2 separate regions of the Homo sapiens genome follow, and region 2 is linked to region 1. Evidence: chromatin contacts called from ENCODE Hi-C or POLR2A ChIA-PET data. All regions are on one chromosome and are shown on one strand. The core of a region is the stretch at or near the end of the contact, and the rest is flanking DNA. Distances in the headings are between cores, read along the strand shown. Region 1 overlaps TEAD1 (TEA domain transcription factor 1). Region 2 overlaps TEAD1 (TEA domain transcription factor 1).

Region 1 (4,735 bases), core at 1,019-3,518:
AGGATAGAGCTGAGCTGATACAAAGCCAGCCAACAGTAGTGCTATGAAATGGTGGTTTTCCATTTACTGTAGAAAGTATGTAGAAATAATTTCAGTTCCTGGTATTAGAGCAAGTTGAAGTCGTAAATAGGACCTGCTTAGAAGAACCCATGTCTTGTATGAGTGGTTTTTATTTCACGTGGTATTTTGGTAATACATTCTCTGCTTAGCTTCTGGGGATATTTTTTCCTATCATGGTTTTCTGAAGTCAGGTTGTCTGAGACTTCTCAGTTTCCTGGTGGGATAGGGCTAGAAGGTTTTTGTTTATACTTTTGGGCATTGTTCTTTCCCCAGAAGGTTATATAACTTGGAGGAGATTGAGTCATTTTTTTCACTGACTACCTTTAGGGGGTGTCTGCCTTCGTACTGTTAGCTTCTTGTCATTGTCCGGCTTCCGTGGCCACAGCAGCTCGTTCGTTCTCTTGTGGCTGTGATTTTAGCTGGAGTAAACTATGAGTAGAAACTTGAATAAGAAGGAAAGTGAATATGAATGTGAATATGAAAAACCAAAGACTAGAAGAGAACTGGGTTTGTTTAGTCCCAGACTAATCCTTGTCTGTATTTGTTGCTTATATGAGTGACCCACCACCCACAGCATACAAACAGACAAAAAGGCACATCTTAAAAAGATAAATTTCAGCTGGGTGCGGTGGCTCATGCCTGTAATCCCAGCACTTAAGGAGGCCAAGGCGGGTGGATCACCTGAGGTCGGGGGTTCGAGACCAGCCTGACCAACATGGAGAAACCCTGTCTCTACTAAAAATACAAAATTAGCTGGGCGTGATGGCGCACGCCTGTAATCCCAGCTACTTGGGATGCTGAGGCAGGAGAATCACTTGAACCTGGGAGGCAGAGGTTGCCATGAGCCAAGATCGTGCCATTGCACTCCAGCCTGGGCAACAAGAGTGAAACTCTGTCTTTTTTTTTTTTTTTTTTTTTTAAAAAAAAGGATAAATTTCTATTCTTAGATGCTGGTCTAAGTTCAAATTTAAATGCCTTTCATCTTAATTTTTCCTAGTAAACATTTTTGCAGACAATTGTGCTGTTTTATTTTTCTAGTATTAGTAAACACATAGTTGTAATTTTAAAATTCTTGATTCTGAATTTTGTTTTTTGCTTTCAAGGGCTTTGTTGGTTTGGTGTTTTGGTAACCCACCTCATGGTAAATTCTTCTTTCTTTCAGGTAGGAATGAATTGATAGCCAGATACATCAAACTCAGGACAGGCAAGACGAGGACCAGAAAACAGGTAAAATAACCCACCTGGAAATTGTGCATGTCAGCGAATGGCCCAAAAAGGCATTTTGGCTGCAGTGGCTGGCTATGCTTTGGCTCCTAGGAGCCCCCAATTTGAGTTCCCTGTAAGGACGTCAGTGTTGGAGGTATTTTAAATTGGCTCAGTTTTCACTGTTCATCATTTCAGTGACCCTTTATTATGTGGTCTTACAAGTTCCTTTTATACTCACATGGGAAAATGTCACTGCTAAGGACGGTGTATGAACCGCTCCTGTACTGTATTTCAAAGCTGACATTTCTTTCCCAAAATGTGCACCTGTGAACACTGCAAAAACTGCAAGTGCAAATGCACTTGCAGGTCATGAAATTTTGAGGTTTTGTGCATTGTAAAATCCTGGAGCGATTATATATTAGTCATAATTTCAATGAAAAAGTAACGCCAGCAGCCTTGAGTATTGGCCTGAATGTAATGCTAAATGATGTGCGTCCAGGGAACTGTTGCTTTTTAAGCGATGGCTTTTTGTCAGTAGCTGCTGTGACTGAAATGAAGTTACAACTTCAATACCTCTGTGCAGAGCAGTATCAGGAATTCTCTGCCCTTTGGCAGAGCTCTGCCTTTCCTCGTTCTTTCAGATGTAAAACAGCCCAAATCTCTGACATGAGCCAGTTTAGAACTGGAACGAATGAGAAATTAGTGTTTAACTAAAAACAAAAAAAAGAAAGGAGGAAAAAAAAAACCCTAAAAACCTCATGGGTGAGTTGTTCACAGAAAAGAATTATTTTTTAATGTCGATTTATGCTGAATGATACAGCATGAACCTTAAAAACTGTAATCAGACCAAAAGGCTAACTAAACCGTGGTCTCATTAAGATTGAGCAGCAGATTTCAGTTCTCTTCCCAGTGAGGAATTGTTTTCATGAGTGTTTATAACGGGGAGAGGCTTTTCCCAGGAATGCTACTTGTGCCACAGCCTGGGAGCCTGGCTGCTGAGTCAGCACAAAGAGAGGTGGCCTCCTGCCAGCACGCAGAGGCAGCGCATTGTCTGTTTGGGGGATGCTAGTGGCCCTCGTCAAGTCAGAGAATCACAGAAGAACAAAATTCGGGTGAAAACAAGTAACAGCAGGAGCCAGATGGAGGGCTGAAGAGGATGGGGGAGTTTCTGCTTCTCTGTACTTAAGAAAAGTACCAAAGCAAATTGGAAAAAAAAATAATTGAATAATTGAAGCTCAAAGACAAAGTTAAAGATAAAAGGACCGTTTATTATAAATCCTGTTTTAGAGCCGCTGGAGAGTTGGAAATGGGGTAATCACCACACAGTCTGAGTCGCTGAACTTTTAAATGGAAAGTTCTACATTTCGGAAACCAGTGGATCTAATCATCTACATTCTGACAGTGCGGGACCTGGGCTGTCTGCTGGTCTGTGAGCTCTGGTCATTTGCCCGGTGACCCCTTCACTGAGGGACTCTTCTAAATTTAACCAAGTCCCACTGAAAGAGATGCAGATTTCAGTGGAATCATTGTGTTTCAGAAGCTGGGCTCGGCTACATTTCCACGCCCCGGCATCCTGGGGATGTTTTTAGGCAGCAGTTGGTGATACCTCTCCAATGTGAATTTGTTGTTCAGCAAATCCATGTGGTTTTCAACCCAGATTTTTAACAGGATGGCTGGCTGGCTGTATTCACACATTTCGCTTTGTAATAATATGCAAATCCACTTGGCGCCCAGTCAATACCCAAAAGAGTGGAAGGATTAAAGATTTTTATAAGGGCAAAAAAAAAAAAAAATAGCTCTGCTAACTGGGTCTTTCCATTTCTCTTTGAGATCTAATTTACATGTCAGTATTATTTTAACGTTTGCTACAGAATCCAGAGCTCTTAATGAGATCAGAATACAACCAACAGCTTCAGCTTTTTGATTCTGCAGAATGTGCTAATTTATGGATAGTCTCTTCTAAATTGAGAAAAAGGGATTTTCCCTCCTGATACTGAGAAGCTATAAATATTTTCATTTACCTTTACTCCCACCTTTTTAATTTTAGAATGAAAACAGCCCCTCTCATCCCTCCCAAAATTAGTTTTTCCCAGTGCCCATGATTTCTCTTGGGTGGGAAGACTAAGATGAGTCTTAACTTTCATCCTGAATCAAGTCACTGCAGTGATGACCCAGTATGAAAAGCTTAGAGCAGCGCTGGGGGCTTGTGTCTGGCTGGGACTGTGTATTCCTAACTGCAGAGCTTTGTTGAGATGCAAATAACCACCCCCCAACCCCACCCCAAAACCCTCCCAAAGAGTAGCGATTTTATATTTGATTTCCTTTTTTGTTTTGTTTTGTTTTGTTTTGTTTTGTTTTGTTTTGTTTCCCCTCATAAACCCGAACAATGTAGGTGTCTAGTCATATACAGGTCTTAGCAAGAAAGAAAGTTCGAGAAATTCAAGCCGCCATTAAGGTACGTCTGGCTTGCCCACTTGTAGGGGGCTTTTCATCTCCATGGTTACAGGCTTTTCCTTTGTTTTCCTCCCTTCCCCTACCCTGCAGGTGTCTAGTCACATTCAGGTTCTTGCCAGAAGGAAATCTCGTGATTTTCATTCCAAGCTAAAGGTATGCGCTTTTCTGCTTTTTGGCTTGTGGTTGCTATGCATCTCACTTCCTGTTTTCCATGGTGACTGGTGAATGCCTGGTGCTGGGATTCTCGTAACCTAGTTTCCTTGCATGTGAGAGCTGTTTACATTTCTTTGTGTTTAATCTCTCTGTTTCTGTACTAGCCTCACATTAAACTCAATGTGTGTGAGCGCGTGTGTGTGTTTGCGTGTGTGTGTGCGTGTGTATGTGTGTGTTCCTAATAACAATGCAAATGCAGCAGAGAGCTGGTCTTGATAACTTTTCAGCACAGAAACATGATTTTTTTTTTTTAACCTTCAGATGTCCACCAAGCAGCCATGGGCTAGGAAAGCTTAAAAAAAGAAAAGTCCAGAGATGCAAAATTGAGTAGAAATTATTTAGAAAGAATCATTTCCAAAGTGGTCATGAAATTACCTTTTTAAAAAATTTAGAAATTATTTTAACTCATGCTTTTGATGTATTTTTAAGAAGACTTATAAAAAATACGTCTTTTTCATGCATGTCTCTTCCCTCAGAGTATTTTCAGCCAGATTTCTTCCACATTGCTTACTACTGTTTTTTAAGTGAATGGCGCTCTTATTAAAAGAGAAATCTGAGCAGTGGCCTTTAAAAAAAAAAGATAGATCTTAGAGATGGGAAAACTCTTGATCAAACCCATTTGCAGTTTCATTTGTACTTGAGTTTGCTTAAATTTTTTTTTACTTGTACCTCATTTTTCAGTCTCAAAATATATTTTATAGGAAAAATGGGGGCATTGATAATTTTTCATATACAACTTCTTTCTGCTTTTTCCCTTTATAAAATTTATAATAAAACATACCTGACTTTTATTTTTCTGTAA
Region 2 (4,735 bases), core at 647-3,146, 52 kb after region 1:
AGCCCAGGTCAGGGGTCTGTCCCTTCCTTCTGGGGCCATTTAATTCCACTCCCTTCTGTGGCTACAGACTGAGATGCTAAGCCACGATCCCACCTGAGCTGCTGCCACAATTAGCTTGATTCATGCTGTCACCTTTACCATTTCACCTCAAGAAAAACCTGAGAAGGAAAGAATTGATGTGCCATAGTCGGGGTGGCTGCATATTTTCAGACCCAGTTTTGCAAGGCGTAGTTGGATTAACTGGACACTTCAGGGATCTCAGTCAGTTGCTTAAAACTGAACCTAGGCCCTTGGTGGTGTGAGAGACCCCCTCTCCATGTGCAGGTAAAGATCCACGGTACCTCCTACCCCCCAGTCCACCCCATGTTAATTTACTTTTTAAATTAAAAAAGTGATGCAGGTTTGTTATGAATAGTTTGAGCAGTTGAAAAGAATATAGAATAAAAAGTGAGATCCTCCTTGCACACATACATGCCTGTGGTCAGCCAGATCCCAAAATTTGGAATGTATCCTTTTAGACTTATACGTATGTATCTACAACCATTATACGTATACATATACATCACTTGTTTTTACTAAAAAGGGATTATGCTCCAAGTGTTTCCTGCAACTTCATTTTCCCTACCTAAAGTGTCTTGGACATATGATGCCTTTTACAGCAATGAGAATTTGAGGGTAAGTCTCAGTTTTTATTCTCTGTGGTAAAGGTTTCTTGATAAGTAGAGTTGTCAGATTTATCAGGTTGCCCAGTTAAATTTGCATTTCAAATAAACAGTGAATACTTTTTTGGTGTACATGTCCTATACAGTATTTGGTATATATGTTCATATGTACTGAAAAAGTATTTGCTGTTCATTTGAGATGTGAGTTAACTGGGTTCCCCGTTTTATCTGGCAGCTCTGCACTTGTTAGTTCACTTACGTATCATTGGCTTGGGGTTGTTATTGTTGTTCTATGAAAAACTTTTCATGCACAAAACCTTGAAACCATAAAAAGGTCCTGTTTCCTGGGAAAGGTGGTGTCTGGGCCAGTGTTCACACACCTGATGAATGAGAAAGGTTTGGGGCCAGCTCAGCTGGGCACCCAGAATTCATTACTTGCCTCTATTGGAAAGAACTGGCCCGTGTAGCTGCTTTGTAGTTGGAGCTGAGACCTGACTCTTTCATCCTAGCCACTATGTGAAGTTGCCACTAGTGGTCACCTGAAGTTGTGTGGGTGATATTAATTGAATTTTTGAAAAACTAAATGCTGGTATTTGTAGGAATTTGCAGTGCAGACGGGCAGCCTTTCAACCAGTGCATAGCATAATTAGAGCAAGCTTTTAAGATTCTTTGAAGTGCCAAATGTTTATGAAATTCAAATAGGGGTGCCAATCTGCACAATAAAGGGGCCCTTGGTGGTGTTTTTAAAAATCTTCTATTTTGTAGATGTAAATATATGCCATAATTAGCGGGAAGTAACTTGAAGAGCCACGGCTGAGTTTATTCCTATTATTCTTATTTAAAACAGCTGTGGCAGGCAGGCTACAGCTGCTGTCTCATCATTGGGTTGGGCAGGGCATAAGGGCCGAAGTGAACACACTCAAAGACTCTTTTCTGAGGGCAGCTCGTTCACTCCCCCTACATGCTGGCTTCCTTGCTGGGGAGCTGTCTCACGGTTGGCCCAGCTTCCCCACCCACCCCAAGCCTCTGAATGTCAATGGGACTGGCTTCAAGGGTCTTAGCCAGAAGGCACTTGCCTGCAAATGAGAGGGCGAGGAGCCTTTTAGAGCAGCCAGCTTTCTCCAGACCTCCCCCTTCTCTCTGCCCATGGCAGTGCTGCCTCTAGGGGCACTGTTGCCCCACAGCCCCAGGCCCAGTGCAGAGCGATTGTCCTTTGGTGCCTGTGGGAGCAGCTGCAATGCCGCACTGCGTGCCCTGCCTGGCCGAGCCTTACCATGTGGCAGGCCTGGACGGCTGCCCGCCACAGGGCCCAGCTCCCAGCACCGCCTGCCAAGGAGCCAGATGCTACCATTGGAAAAAATTGCTTCACAATTTGAAATCTTGGTTCTTTGATCATTGCTCGGAGAGGATGAAGAAGAGAGGTTCAAAGTAGTGTTTTAAAATGCCAGCGTCTCGTTGCAGCCATCAGTGCCTATTAGACTGTCTCTGGTTGGGGACAGTCCTCTTGATGTTTTCATTTTTGCAACCAGGTCATTCTCCCCAGCTCTTCCAAGCCCTCTGGATAGGAAGGGAAGGTCCACAGCCTGCTCCTGACCCTGTGCCCCTGCTGTCCCCCTGCCTCGCGCCTTAGAGGTTATCTGCTTGCCTTTGTTCCAGCAGGCTTTTCCCCAATAAAGCTTGTAACAAAGTTGTTGTCATCCGCCAAATGCTGCCACCGCGTGAGCTGCTCACTCCCATTCTTCACTGGGCAGGAGTAGCCTTCACTTCCTGATCCTTCTGCCCCCACAGCCAGGTCTCCAGAGGACGGAGGTTTTGCAGGGATGATCCACTCTGTCCCCTGGCCTAGCACCCGCCTCCAAGGACTTCAGATCCCACATACTTGGGTGAGGCTTCATTCTTCCTTACCCTTGAAATGGGAAGGGTCAGTCTTTGGAGAGTGTTGCATTTTTCATATTTACTGCCAAAAGGCAAAAACATGAAATTTAAACCAAACAGATCCAGGATGGCTGGGCATGGTGGCCCACGCGTATAATCCCAGCACTTTGGGAGGCCGAGGCAGGTGGATCACTTGATGTCAGGAGTTCAAGACCAACCTGGCCAACATAGTGAAACCCCATCTCTACTAAAAAATACAAAAATTAGTGTGGTGGCGCACATCTGTAATCCCAGCTACTTGGGAGGCTGAGGCAGTAGAATCTCTTGAACCCAGAAGGTCGAGGTTGCAGTGAGCCAACATTGTGCCACTGCACTCCAGCCTGGGCAGCAGAGTGAGACTCTGTCTCAGAAAAAAGAACAGATCCATGAATAAATGGGCTTACTGAGTAAGAGGTAATAGAGGAGAAACGAATCCAGACTCTTATCTGGGGACTAAACTGTTTCAGTTGTGGAAGTAATGAGTATAAGAGAAGGATGATTTGGGAAAGAATTTGGAAACTTTTGATGGGGTGTATTTTTGTTTTCTGTTGCTGTCCGCTTCCTCTGCCCATCATTGAAACCGGCTTCTGCTTCGACTTTTTGTTGTTTTTCAGGACTTGCCCACAAATAGACCCTAAAGTCTTTAATTCACTCAACACACGTGTTAATGATGGCCTTTTTTTTAGTCCCAGAAAGAATTCTATAACATGTCTAATCATGCCTTTTGAGAAATTTATACCTGTTTGAGCTGTTATACTCAATACGTAAGACCCGTCATAAACACAAATCAGAAAAAGTCCTAATTTTTCTGTTTGGAAAAAGCCAGTGTTGCATCTGTGCCACACACCCGACAAACGTGGGTTGGGGCCAAGACTGGCTCCATGGTGACAGTCTTTATCGTGTTTATTGATTACAGACTCTTGTCTCGTTGAGGAAAGGTGTCAGTGTCTCTAGATGTGATTTGAGGCTCTGTCTTCATCTCTATTGTGGTCAATATTTCAAATTGACAAGTGAACAGGAGTGATGATAGGTATTGTTAATGACTGTGAATTTTATAGTACATTATAGATTACAGGTGAATTTTATATGCATTATCTCCTCATATTACCACCGTGGCCTTTGGAAACACATCATCTTCCCTGTGGATAAAGATGAGAAAAGCGAGACCCAAAAAGTGATTCCAAATCTCTCACTTCTGCTGCCTGTGCTGTCAGTCCAGTGTCTGAGATGAGATGACAAATGAGAAGCAGCATTCACAGACGCCTGGACCAGTGTCGGACTGGATGGGATGAGTGGAGGACTGAACTTTGTAGAGTTTAACAAAAGTAAATGTAAAACTTGAATCTTGGGAAGCAAACAGAACCTGAAGAACTATGTGGGTGAGGAGGAGGAGAGGAATGGTGAAGTTAAGGAGGAAAGGAGAGAAAACTGCAGAATTGTGTTACAGAAGTGTTCTTCGGTCTGTGGTACCCGAAGTTCTGGATGGAAGTTACAGAGGAGCTCATTTCAACTTAACAGATGTAATAGGCAGCATCATGGATCCCCAGACATGCCTCCTCTGTAGCCATGGAATCTGTGGATAATGGTACATTACATGGCAAAGGGGAATTAAAAGTTGTTAATCAGCAGATAGAATATCTTGGATTATCTAAGTGGGCCTAGCATGGTCCCAAGGTCCCTTAAAGCAGAAGAGGGAGACAAAAAAAGACATCCAGAGAGACGACAGCTGGCAATGTGAGAAGGATTCGGCTGGTGTTTCTGGCTTTGAAAATGGAGCAAGGGGCTCCGGGACAAGGAATGTGGGTGGTCTCAGAAGCTGGAAGAGGCAAGGAAACAGAACCCTCTTCAGAGCCTCTGTCTAGTAAGGAGTTGCGTCCCTTCTAGTTCCTTGATCTTAGCCAGCCTGGAGCTGAATTAAATTTCTGACCTACAGGAATATAAAATAATTAGTTTGTCTTGTTTTAAGGCACTAAATGTGTGATAATTTGTAGCAGAGAAAATTAATATAACAGAAAAAAGCATTAACAGTTAAGGCTGTCTGGCAATATTATTATTATTTATAAATAGAGATGGGGTCTTGCTGTGTTGCCCAGGCTGGTCTCAAACTCCTGGGCGTAAGTGGCCAGCGTGCCTGGCCCAGCAGCATTATTGAAGTGATT

Evidence for each region. A loop is a pair of places that touch in the nucleus more often than their neighbours do. ChIA-PET counts read pairs that join two places held with the same protein, here RNA polymerase II (POLR2A).
Region 2: POLR2A ChIA-PET joins it to region 1 with 11 read pairs in WTC11. The contact joins two enhancer-like sites. A Hi-C loop is called at or near these places in 1 of 168 maps with a recorded cell type or tissue (mesothelial cell of epicardium). POLR2A ChIA-PET finds 5 or more read pairs at or near these places in 3 of 52 experiments (AG04450, K562 and WTC11).

The regions. Positions count from the first base shown.
Region 1 is chr11:12,861,028-12,865,762 of GRCh38, forward strand. TEAD1 (TEA domain transcription factor 1) reads left to right here. Exons shown (of 13, transcript NM_021961.6): 4 at 1,223-1,287; 5 at 3,811-3,873. Among named protein-coding and RNA genes, the nearest start is that of TEAD1-AS1, 60 kb to the right of the region's middle. RefSeq lists a silencer at 3,815-4,109. Within about 2 kb of position 2,269, at least 18 of the 41 ENCODE cell types and tissues checked have a DNase peak (open chromatin) inside an H3K27ac peak, as active enhancers do.
Region 2 is chr11:12,912,900-12,917,634 of GRCh38, forward strand. All of the region lies in intron 10 of TEAD1 (TEA domain transcription factor 1), which reads left to right. Among named protein-coding and RNA genes, the nearest start is that of TEAD1-AS1, 7.7 kb to the right of the region's middle. RefSeq lists enhancers at 1,032-1,896, 1,897-2,760. Within about 2 kb of position 1,897, at least 10 of the 41 ENCODE cell types and tissues checked have a DNase peak (open chromatin) inside an H3K27ac peak, as active enhancers do.